Regions from separate parts of the Mus musculus genome. Here region 1 is linked to region 2. The links are chromatin loops, found by intact Hi-C in ENCODE. Cell type or tissue: gastrocnemius. All regions are shown on one strand. Links, peaks and the distances in the headings refer to the core of each region. The heading gives the core; the rest is flanking DNA.

Region 1 (6,056 bases), core at 623-5,622, 81 kb after region 2:
AAGCTACACAGCACGTAGGTAGTGGACTCTTATTCTTAGCTACTTTGTAGGTTTAAGAGGTCCTAAGAGAGACAGGAAGATGGGTGAGATGAAAGACCATGTATAAGTCTGATCTCTTGGTCAGAGCTGGGATCCTTGTGCGATTTCAGAACTCAGTCCAGGGTACAGGGCATTAAAATATTCTGGAAGAGGAGTACATGAGTCATGAGATTTCTAAGGGCTAGATCCAGATTTCAGAGAGAGACAGGAAAGTCCCAAGCTCAGCTTCCAGTCCCCTGGGAGGGCTGGGCCAGCTCTGGGTTTTGTTAGCTCCCAGAGTGGCTTTGTTCATCTCTGTAGAGGTTCCAGACTGGAGAGCTTGTAGGTAGGCATGTCAAGTGCACAGACACACCAGGCTTACTTGTGGGATAATGTTAGATGATGTCTCCAAATAATAAAAATGTTATGGAAATAAATATACACATGCAAAGAGACGTGTATATGCAGAAGGATATGTGTATGTATGCACACACATAGGCACACACATACACATACACACATACACACACATACACAAATACACACACACACACACACACACACACACACACACACACTTTTCCTTATTTCTGATCCCCTTCATTATTAAACAGCACAGCAGAAGTTAATAATAAGAGTATAGGAAAGTCCATTTTGTTCCCAAGTTTGCTTAATGGTGAAAACTTTGTTCTTGTTCAGAAGGTTTTAATATGAAAACTTATATATGCTTATATATTTATATAAATAACTTTTCTTAATCAAAGAAATAGCATATAGTACCCAGGACCAGAATGAACTAGTGTGTCCTGTTTGAATGGTAAGTAGGGTATCTCCCTTACATCTGCTACAGTAACTTAACAAAACCGAACACATCCAAAACTCTTACAGCGGAAATGTTTTAGTCTGGGATTACCGCTTCCCTAAAGTCAACTCATTTGGACATTTGCTCCTCGGCTTTCCTGTATTTACATATAAGAATATTAATAACATATCTGCCTATGACTCTAGTAGTGTTCTGTGGCTCTAGTAGTCTTCAAATTATGTGATAAATGCTACAGTAAGCAGAACTTACCTTTTGCCCATCCATGCCTGGGGTCCCAGGTGCTCCAATGGAACCCTAAAAATGCACATGATTAAGTTACTATCATGATCGTGTAATATTTCAGCTCCAAATCTGTGTGACATTTATTAGTCAGACACAGTTTTGCATGGCTAAGACATACTATAGCTTCCATGCAAAGGTTTTTAAGGCTGTGTTCCCTAGACGTTATCCACTGTGTTCTGGTATTTAGTAACCTAGGCAGATCCTCATACTTTCCTAGAAAGTAGAGACAAACTTTAATATTCTTTCCAAATATTCACTTAACTCTAACACAATTTATAGAATCTCATATAAATTGAAAGCCATAACTTTCAGGGGGCCACATGGCTCCAAATTTTGTTTTAAAGACATAGATAATTTAGTTCCACCTGGAAAAAGCTGAGGAGTCGCAGCAACTCTTGAACTTGCCAAGTTTATAGAACACAAACAGAAGGTAATTTAAAAAGCAACTGCTTATACTACTACAGGAGGCCCTTATGCTAGAGACTCAAACTGATTATATTTGGATCATGTCCCCTCTTGACTTTCAGGAAGTATTTTTGTCACTTAAGTATTGACATGGCTTCTAACGGAGACTCACGAAAGCATCACGAATGTGTAGTGACCCAGAACAATGCGACTCTTATATGTTGAATATGAAGGTCCCTGAATACGTAAACATGAGCACATATACCCATTGCCTGGGGATGAATGGCTCCATACAGAGGGCTCAACTTACAGTAGGAAAGCCAGTGACTACCTGGTACAATCCATGACACTTAAATAAACACAGGGAACATTAATAAATATGTCATTTACTCCTTGCCACTTCTCTTTTTAGGCTCTAGACAAGGTGTGTGTGTGTGTGTATACACATATACATATATACATATACATACATATACATATGTTTTATTTTTTTGCTTATTCTTAACATAGAATAAGAAAACAGATTTTTCTTAGTTCTATATTAAATTTCTATTATAATAACGGGACAACGATCTTATTAAATAGCAATGATCATCATGAAACTGCTCTAAAAATAGCTCACTGGAAAAAAAGTATACGCCAAACAAATTGAGCTGGCAAGTTCCTTAATTCATCCCGTGATCCTGCGGTGTGGGAACTAAGGGAGGCCTTCAAGTCTGGAGCCGGCATTTTATCCTGGTTGTACGTGGATCAGGCTAGCTTTACAATTTCACACTGAGCTTAATAGAGACATTATTGCAAGGGACAAACTGTTCCGGTATGCAAGACGCCTCACAGTGCAGGGGCTCCGCCTTGGTTCGAAGGATTGTGTTTCACCAGATGCCACATGCCTGGCACTTGGGGATCAAAGTCTCTATCTTTGATGGAGTCCAAAGACAAAGCGCAATCCCCTTCCCGCATGTTACCGCACAATGGTTTTCTAGAACTTTCTGCAAGTTGAACATCCTCTCCCTCCCCGTTCAGGGTGGGAGGTTATTATATTAGTGCATGGGGCTTCCTGGTGTTCAATGGCAAAGCGCCACCTATCGGCTATTGCCGTATTTACTGCAGTACCATTGGTCGGGTCTCAGAACCCTAGATCCTCCCCTTTAGAATGCCATTTGTTGACTGTGGCTAAGGCTGAAATTATAATCAGGAAGTCACTTTTCAGTTTGCCTCAGCCAAGGGGACACTGAGTGAGCCAAGCAGCGCAGCGAAGCAAGCAAGGAGCATATCCTCTCTTCGGGTCAGCTCTGTGGCCACTTGGCAGTTACATATTTGACCAAGGCCAGCAATCAATTTGCAGTGTCACATGATCCTCTATGTTGTAAATGCTGTCAGAATGTGTTACCAATATTTGCATTAAATATTCCATAACCTACAAGTTCAGCTCAAGAAGCCTTTCTGGGCTTACCAAATAGTCTCCAATAAAGAGAGTGGAAATTGAAGGCATATTCTAATGTATAATAGCAGGACATTTTTTAGAAAGCAGAATGTACAAAGGAGACCGACTCTCTCAGCATGGCTTATGGTTGCTAATTCCACACAGTTCTCTTGCTTTCCTTAGACAAAGGAGTTTAAGTACTTTCTCAGCACTGATAAGCACAGCCTACCTTTTGTCCTGGAGGCCCCAGAGGTCCCTAAAGAGGAAAGAACAATTCAATTAACATAATAATACTTCCATTTAGGCTTAGATAACCAACTAACCAGCAATTCTATTCATCAACTAACAAGCTGTCCTATGCTGTAAGGTCCCCTAAAATATGCTGAGAAGAAAATTTCTCCGTTGGAAATACAAAATGTTTTTTTATAAAAATACATTAATTTTAGAAAACCATTAGTTACATACAAGAGGGATCTGATTTCTTCTTTTGGGAAGAAAATTCTTGGGGTCCCAGTGCGTTTCCTTCATGATATACCTACCAGTCTATTAAATCGGCCACATTTGGAGGGCTGAGGATGTTGTTGCTAGAAGCAGTTAGAATGCAATACAGTTCCCAAGAAAACAGACACATTCCAGGGCGCCTCCATCTGTAAACCCCTGAGAAGCAGTTTTGCAAGGAAGGCGCTGCAGAGAAGCGTGCTATATTTTGCTCTTAGGAAACGTGGTCAACTGACCCGCACAAAATCTGGTTTACAAACTCGGGGAGGCCAAGGCTAATGGCAAGCACCTGGTGCGCACCTGAAGAGGGAACAGGGAGGTCACCAGCAGTTGTCAGGGTGCAATCTGAGAGGCGGGCAGAATACAGTATTTAGTGAGATGAAGGGGGATATTTACTTAGAAAATGTAAATGTGACAGTTACGAAATTAAGCAGTCCTTCAACCACAAAGTCAGTGCTAGGATCTGTTGGCTTAATTTAGATGAAGGCATGGCTTTCCGACAGTGGGGGGGAAAAAACACCACAGAGCTACAACCTTATTTCTGACTCCTTATGCTATTTTTAAATAAAGATATGGGGCATTCATTTTAGTATACATTTAGAAATGTACTTGATTTGGGTGTCTTTAGTGAATTTATAGATGCTACAACTTCACACAAGAGCTCTTTGGTCCACCACATGACCCTAAAGGCTTATTTTCATTGTGGGACATTTCCGTTAGTCAGCATCTGACATTCATACCCTGTAACATGACATAAAACATGAGCATGACTATTGGGGGAGAAGGGTCGTGAATTTTAAAAGAATTAAATAGACACAGTGTTTAGAAACACCCAGAGAACCTGCTCCCCACCTCTGTTCTGATCAGCCCGCACAGGAAGCCTCATTTCCTCTCTAATCAGCCTCGGGTTATTGGATGTGGGTTGTGTCATACCAACTTTTATTCCTGGATGACGTACAGCCAGAACCACCGACTGGGTTTTTAATAGGCTTGCTATCTGCAGTGGTGGACATTCTCTCTACCCATCTTTCCCCCTCCGTTTGAAATTTCTCCAGTTTAGATTTTGCAAAGAACAGTAGACCATCAGGTATAAAACCCCTCCAGATTAGATCTCTCATCAACCCAAGGCCACACGGACCTCAGAGGAAGAGGAGCCCCTCCTCCGTGCAAGGCCAATTCATCAGGTAGACTCTGGAATCCATCCTTGCCTCTGTCCCAGGGGATGGCTCCCAATCAATTACCCCTGCATCTATATCAGCTTGCCCTTCTCCACCAGGTCTTTCCGGCTAACACATAAACATGCTTAATCATTTCCTCACGTATGTAAATTGTTTGGGAAATGGATGTCAATGCTAACCAAGGACAGAAGTTACAAGCTGTGATAGGGGATCCGAGAATGAAGACAAGCCTTGGGTTTATCATCGTCCAGGATCCCAGGCTCTCAAGTGTCTCCTGAGTGTTTCCCTTCCAGACAAGTGGGGCTGGAAAGGAAATTCTATGCTGAGGAGTGCATTCAGTCAGTGTTTAGACAGAGGATGTATATGTTCAATTCACAAAGGCTGCATTCTCATTGTAAATGTAACTCTGCTAAACATCGTTCACTAAAATTGGGTATTTCATTTCAGGGAGGTATTTAAAAAGAAAATAAGAGAATTTTCCATCATGTTTAAGTGGAGACTAACATCCATGGCATTTCTAATTTGGTCTTTGTTGCATGGCCATATTAGATCAGACTTAGAACAACTAATCACATAAAATTAGACTAACATATTTTAATGCAAAACCAAATAATCAAAGAAATTGAATATTTTTCCTCTCAGTTTAGGAAACTAGTATTATTTTTTGTAAACTCATAAAAGCAGTTTTTTATGAAAAAGATTTACCATTAATTTTGAATTATGACTACACATCTTATAGATTATTTGCAATTCCACTGCCAAGATATATGCTCAGTTACCAAAAATGTACATATAATTCTTAAATCTGACTGCAGGAAAAATGGTAGGGGGCCAACTGTCATCCTTACCAGAAGGCAATCAGGAGGAAAGCTGAATACAAGGTGCAGACATACTTTTCAGTAAATATATAAACATTTGTGCATAAATACATATACATGCACACACATACACACACATACATACTCTCAGTTTAACTGCACTAAACAAATTTTTTCTTACATATGTCTTAAATATATTTAAACTGATGATACTGTTATATATCTGTAACAATGCAGTAATTAAATATAAACTTATAACTTAAAGTTTCCTGTTCAAAATCAATTTGGAAATTAAGGCATGTTGTTACCAGCTAGTTAAGACATGTGCATCTGATTAGCCCTTGTTTCTGGACAAATGTAAATTTATAAAATAATAGGCAATACTATAGAATCATTCATTAGCTTAGCTAATCTTTTTTAAAAAAAAACTGTTGTTTGTAGTATGTGTGTGTGCATATGTATATGTGTGTGTATGAATGTGGATGCATGTATTCTATGATAAATGTGTGGAAATGAGAGGAAAACTTTCAGGATTCATGTATCTCCCACTACATGGCTTCTGGGAGTTGAACTAAAGCTGTTAGGCTTGTGTACAAAATGCCTTTATCTGC
Region 2 (6,056 bases), core at 419-5,418:
ACGCACCAAATCATTTCCTTATGGCTAGAGGAAAACAGGTCATTCTTTAACCCTCGAAAGAAAAATGAGAACATAGGTAACCGTGTGGAGAAGACCACGTAGGTTTTGTAATTTCCTTTGGAAAAACATTATAATTTACTCAGAATGAACACAGTAGCTTTGTGTTAAGATTACCAACTAGAATATGTAGTTCTGGAAGTTTTAGCCCATTGACTTCAACTTCCTGGATGAGGGCCCAATGAAAATATCTTCCTTATGGGTTAAGAAGGAATAATGGGGGCTATTTACTTTAGCTATGTAAATGTATGCATTGTTTGCATTAAGGCAGGCCGATTCCACATAGTTTTCTTCTTAGTCTTAGGACTCTAAATAGTACTTCAAATGGGCAATGTTTTCATTTACTACTAGGTAGTCCCCCATCTCTCCGGGAAAATGAACAGGTTGAGGTCACCGTATACAGAGAAGACATGCTTTCATTCCTCCAGTTCTCAACTTCAGTGTGACAACCCAAAGGGGGACTTACTCTTTCTCCTTTGGGTCCTGCAGGGCCGTGGGGTCCTATAGGACCATCTGCACCCTAAAAAACAAAGATAAGAATAAAATACTATGAGCCAGGTGAGAGACTGGGGTTGCAAGAAGAAGGATTCTGATTCGCTCTGCCTTGCTGGGGAGAAGGATGCATGCAGATGTCTTAGGATAACACATCTGATTGTAAAACACTCTATTCTTAATGGTTTTTCATGCCAGTTGTTTTTGAGAAATCCATGCAAGAGAGGCAAAGTATCTCACTGCATGTTTCAATGAAGAGTCTACAGAAAAGCTATGTCTCATAGTTATTCTTCTCGGATGAAGCATCTTCATTTTGTCCTCATCCTTTTTTTTTTTTTTCACCTCCCCGGATTTATTTTTATTTTGTATGTATGTGTTGAGAGCTTTGCATGTATGCGTGGACATAATGTGTGTGCAGTACGCCTGGCTACCAGAAGAGGGCACCAGATCCCCTGGAAGTGAATTTGGAGCGGCTAGGGTGCCACCACGAGGGTTCTGAGAACCAAACCTGGCTGATCTGCAAGATCTTAGCTGCTTTAACTGCTGGGCCATCTCTCTGTCCCCTTGTCTCCATAATCCTAACATGGAAAGTGTAACTGTCCTTTCTTTCTATCATCTTTCCCAGGTCCTCTCACCATTGTCACTGACAACTCTGGTCAAAGCTCACAAACTTTGATTTTTAGCCATTTGAATGAAATGTATATGAAAAAGAATAGTGTTAACTTTTTTTTTGTTTTTTTTTTTTTGTTTGTTTGTTTGTTTTCGAGACAGGCTTTCTCTGTGTAGCCCTGGCTTCCCTGGAACTCACTCTATAGACCAGGCTGGACTCAAACTCAGAAATCCGCCTGTCTCTGCCTCCCAGGTGCTGGGATTAAAGGCATGCGCCACCAACGCCTGGCTTAGTGTTAACTTTTAAGACAACTTTTTGTAGCTCTTGTGACATCAGGGCTCACAGGGTGAGGGGACTGTTCTTCTAGGCTCTCCCTACAGCTTGCAAGCATAATTGGTTTCTGTGGCAGATAAAATAACACACGAAAGAATGTAAGAACTCTGGGGTCTGGAGGGGAAAAAAAAACCCTGCTTGATGATTCTTAGAACTGAAAAATTTTCAGATTTAGAGTCTTAAAAAATGAGGTAAGGACTTCAAATATATGTCAGGAAGACTGAGCTTAAAGAAGCAAAGAGTGCAAAATCGTATTTGTAGATGTACGATTATTTCATTTCATCCTGTCTCTGGGTTCCCATTGCTAGTCCAGCCGTTTGGTGGAGTCTGTTAGAATCACAGGATAGGGAACTATTCAGAGTTTCAAGTGCATTCTCAGGTGAGGGAATTCTCTTTATCTTAATCATGCTCTTACTGTCTCAACTCAAGGTTCACCTCTACAAGGCTTCTAAATACTGAGAGATCATGGCTAAAATTTAAGAGGCAGGACTGCCAAAAAGGAGTGATAAAAATGGCAGAAGGCACACGATTCATTTCCACAAATAGAGACTTGGAAGTCAGTTTTACGGAAGAGATTACATTTCGAAGATGGACATAAATGTAAAGGAAAAGCAAGTTAAAATAAACTCCACTTCAGAACCCCGTGGGATTTTGGGAAGGCTTTTATGAATTGTTTCAGGTTGCTGAGACACAGAAGGCAACTGGAGCGGTCATTTTCTCACTGAGTAAATGATCTACCCTCAAGTTTGGGCTTCTGAAAATGTTCTGGCAGCCCAGGCTAAACTTTCGAGTTGCGACCCCTTCTCTCTCCTCCTGTCTCCCTCTCCACCATCCTCATCTACCTCCCCCCTCTGATTCTGGCCCTAAGTGACGCCTCAGCATCTGGAAAGACCACAAGGAACGAAGGGGTCTTTCGTTCCCAGCACGTGATTCACATCCACGGAGCACGTCGGAGCAGGACGCGGGGCCGACTCACCCGGGATCCTGGCTTTCCGTCTAAGCCAGATGCTCCCTGGGAACGGTGTCAGGGTTGGTGGGTGTGACACGAATGACAAGAACAGAGATTAGTATGAGGCACCGATGAACAAATGCAACACTTCAAACAACATAATACACACTCACAGGATTCTGGGATGAATATCACATTGCTACAAATAGTTAGTTTTTTAAAAAAAGTCACGTGACAATACATGCCCCACAGATGATGGCCTTTAGTGACATTTCTACCAGGAAATTCTTATCTAAAAAGCTGGTGAATGAGGTTTTCTCAGTGGGCTGCAAAGTACTTGCTGACAATATACAGTAAGGGGGCTCCTGGCTATACGTCCACATGAAATGCCTTTCTAAAGACTATTACTCATATTTCGTTAGATTCTCAAAAGAAAGCAGTGGCGATCTCCTAGTATAGGGCTCTAGATCTCTGGCTATGGTTGTTAAGACGATTTTATGAACAAAAAATGCTGTGCTTTAGTATAGTGGAATGGCTTCAGTTCATACGGACATTATGTGTTGGACCTAAAGTTCACATTAGCTGCCACTAGAGGGCCTGCTAGGAACAAGGGGAAAAAAGAAAGAAAGAAAGACTATGTGGGCTCAAGTTAAAATAACTCCCAGTCTGCCTCTCGGTTGAGTTCAAATAATCTTTATATTGATGTTTGCATGAGAAATGCCTTAAAAGCCAACTCCTCAGATTAATGCATGCCTTTCTTTATTTTGAATTGAGGGCTACCCAACTGAGATACTTTAAAAAAAAATGTCGCTTTCTATTTTGCAAGACTAACTATCATTCTTCTTGGTTAAGCTCTTCTGTAGCAAACTCCCAATACTGCTTTAAAGGTACAGATTAGACCAAGGAACATTTGAGAAGACCTCGTGTTAGTACTTTAAATTCTCTTGGCCAGGCTGGAGAGGGCTTGTTCAGCTCCATGCTTCAGGTGCAGTTAATTACAAAACAAATGAAAGAAGAAAATTCCAGCTGCCAGTGATGACAACACATAGACTTGGGGTATTTTTATTTTATTTTATTTATTTATTTTTACTTAAAAATTCCTTTAGTATGATCCTGTCATGATCAATGCTATACATGAATAAAATATAGCTTTAGGTAGCAATGATTCTAAACAGCAGGTATGGCTACTGCTTGTTTAATGATAACTTTTGGCTAAATGATCTGTAAAAAACAGCCCTAAATTTGACAGTAGGGGAAGTTTAGTTTTTTTTTTTTTTTTTTTGACTTTTTTTTCCCCCTTTGGTCACCACTTTGAAACTTAAAGGTAAATGTTAAAGTGATAAATTTTATGTTGATCATAAGGCTCTCTACCCAACTGGGATGCAGAACTAGTGGCTAACAAGTGTCTTGGAGATTTTATGTCTCTAATCCATGGATCCAATTGGCACCGTTTAACTTAAATTCTAATGCAGAGGTTACATAATTCATTCAACAAGGGAATGTATCCAAGAGACCTGCTGTGTCTAACTGATAAATCATGGGCTATTGTGTGAATCATGGAGGCACAGTACTCATGGAGAAATGGGATACCTCCCATCAACCAGCATATTTTATCTCACATCTCAAATATAGAACTATTTTCTGTTATTTGTTTTATGTCACATTTTGCAAATGTAACCTACAGTATTCCTTGCCAACTTGTGTCTGCGTTTACTGAATAAATGACATATCAAAAGCCTGAAATGAAGCCATTACATAATAACGATCTAAAAAAAAATCTTTAAAGTTGTTTTGGGAAGACTATTGGCATAAGGCATATGGCTAGATAAAACCCACTGTTTTTGTTAGAATGCAGACGACTTCTGTCACTACCCACTACTGTCCCATGAGCCTCACTGTAGGGGATCTGCAAACGAACAACATAAAACATATAGAACACAAAGGAGCCACAGCACTGACCTCAATGATGGTCAATTGCATACCTGCCACCAACAGGGGGCGACAGCGGTTAGAATCCAAGCAGATCAAAGCAATTGAGAGAGGGTCTTAACCTCTATTAGGCCATGTTTGGGAGAAGTTATGAAACAATAAACATCACTTTTTAGAGAGAGATGATGGCAGAATTTGTCTGTCAGCCCCACAAGAGCAAGGTTGGCATGTATGTAATTGAATAGGGATGCAACATTTTGGCGCTGTTTGTTATGTGGTCACCCTCAGGCACAAGGTCGAGACATTGGGGAAAACAAAACGGGGCTGTGCTCTGCTCTGACACACCATGTGTTCTACTGACAGGGCTCTCAACTGTAAGACCGCTACAGAGCAAACCAAAGCTGGTACTTTGGATAGAAAGAAAAAAAAATCTTGAGATTGGCACTGAAATGGAAAGTTTTCTTTACTTACTGGAAGACCAAGGGGTCCTCTGTCACCCTTTTGACCTGGTTCACCCTTCAATCCTTTAACACCATTTAACCCTGGTTCACCCTAAATGCAAAAGCAAATGCCAATTTTGTTTGCTATCATGGGTGTTTAACTGCGAGAGAAGAGACCCAGTCTCCGAAACATTTGCAGATTCCAGTTTTCGGTGACAGCAGAGTGAGGCTACAGTGGCTTTGCATCAGTTAATGACCCAACTTAAAGCTCTGACAAATAATAATCAAGAGAGCAGAACACTCAATGTGTTGAGTACCACCAAAAGACGCACAGATGACCTCATGGGTTTTGGAGTTCTGCATCAAGGAAGTCAGTGCTCCATTGTTTTGACTAAGCAAATCAAAGGCGATCAGAGGGAGGATGCTGACGGGTATCGGTAGCAAAACCCCACTCTGCTGGGATGGAAAACTGGAATATGCAGGACAGTGTTATAGACAGACATTTTAAGCCTTTAAGCATTTAGCCCAGGAGAATGGACTGAAAATGTAGATGCCGATGTCTGAAGTAATGCCATTCTGCAAATTCTCATTCCTGACATTGCCAAGTCAGGTCCCTACATGGATTCATCAACAGAGTAAACCACAAATTGACAGTCCCAGAAGAGACTAGGAAGACCAAAGAACTTGAAAATAGTTTTCCTAACTGCCTGTGCTGTATAAGAATGAAGGGGATACAGTTTAACATGGGAGGACATCACAAGAGCCCCGATGAGTGATAAATCCTCCTAACTCGCTTTAGTAAAAACCCTAGGATATAACATGCCTATTGTCTATCAGAAATAGCATGCCCAGGAAAGAGAAAGCTTGGGCATGCACGCTTCTCAGCTCTTAACTACAGACATTAATTTGTCAAGAAAACACTGAAAGACTCTGAAAGGAAGGTGACCTCACTGCCTATGCAGTGACCTCCACAGGTCATGGTCACATTGGCTCAAGGGACTCTTAACCTGTAAAGCGCCAGCTGGTCTGCCTGATGGTGAAAAGCACTGTGCTGTATGTTAGGCACAGTCTAGAGTCTCATACTTCGAGTGCAGGGGTGGGTATAGTTAACATCTGTCTAGAAGAAAATGCTCATCCTAAAATTGTGAGAAACACTGAGGCAGATGCACCCATGAAACCATGCTATATGTTTAAACTTTCAGAGGCTCCACACATTGTGTAGCAGAGTGGACTTTGAAGATTTTTG

What was found. A loop is a pair of places that touch in the nucleus more often than their neighbours do. Peaks named below come from ENCODE experiments on the same cell type or tissue, not always from the same donor. Only the 100,000 strongest peaks of a DNase experiment are listed, where the experiment ranks them.
Region 1: it touches region 2 in a loop (3-fold over the local background); 3 of 42 quality-filtered maps call a loop at or near these places.

What each region holds. Positions count from the first base shown.
Region 1 is chr3:130,491,477-130,497,532 of GRCm38, reverse strand. Col25a1 (collagen, type XXV, alpha 1) reads right to left here. Exons shown (of 38, transcript NM_029838.4): 11 at 3,181-3,207; 12 at 1,091-1,135. Among named protein-coding and RNA genes, the nearest start is that of Etnppl, 120 kb to the left of the region's middle. In gastrocnemius, for the core only: a CTCF peak has its summit at 2,603; a DNase peak (open chromatin) is centred at 2,620; H3K4me3 peaks cover 901 bases; H3K27ac peaks cover 870 bases.
Region 2 is chr3:130,571,823-130,577,878 of GRCm38, reverse strand. Col25a1 (collagen, type XXV, alpha 1) reads right to left here. Exons shown (of 38, transcript NM_029838.4): 31 at 2,469-2,504; 32 at 524-577. Among named protein-coding and RNA genes, the nearest start is that of Etnppl, 43 kb to the left of the region's middle. In gastrocnemius, for the core only: CTCF peaks have their summits at 989 (motif pointing right) and 3,027 (motif pointing right); DNase peaks (open chromatin) are centred at 997 and 3,023; H3K4me3 peaks cover 226 bases.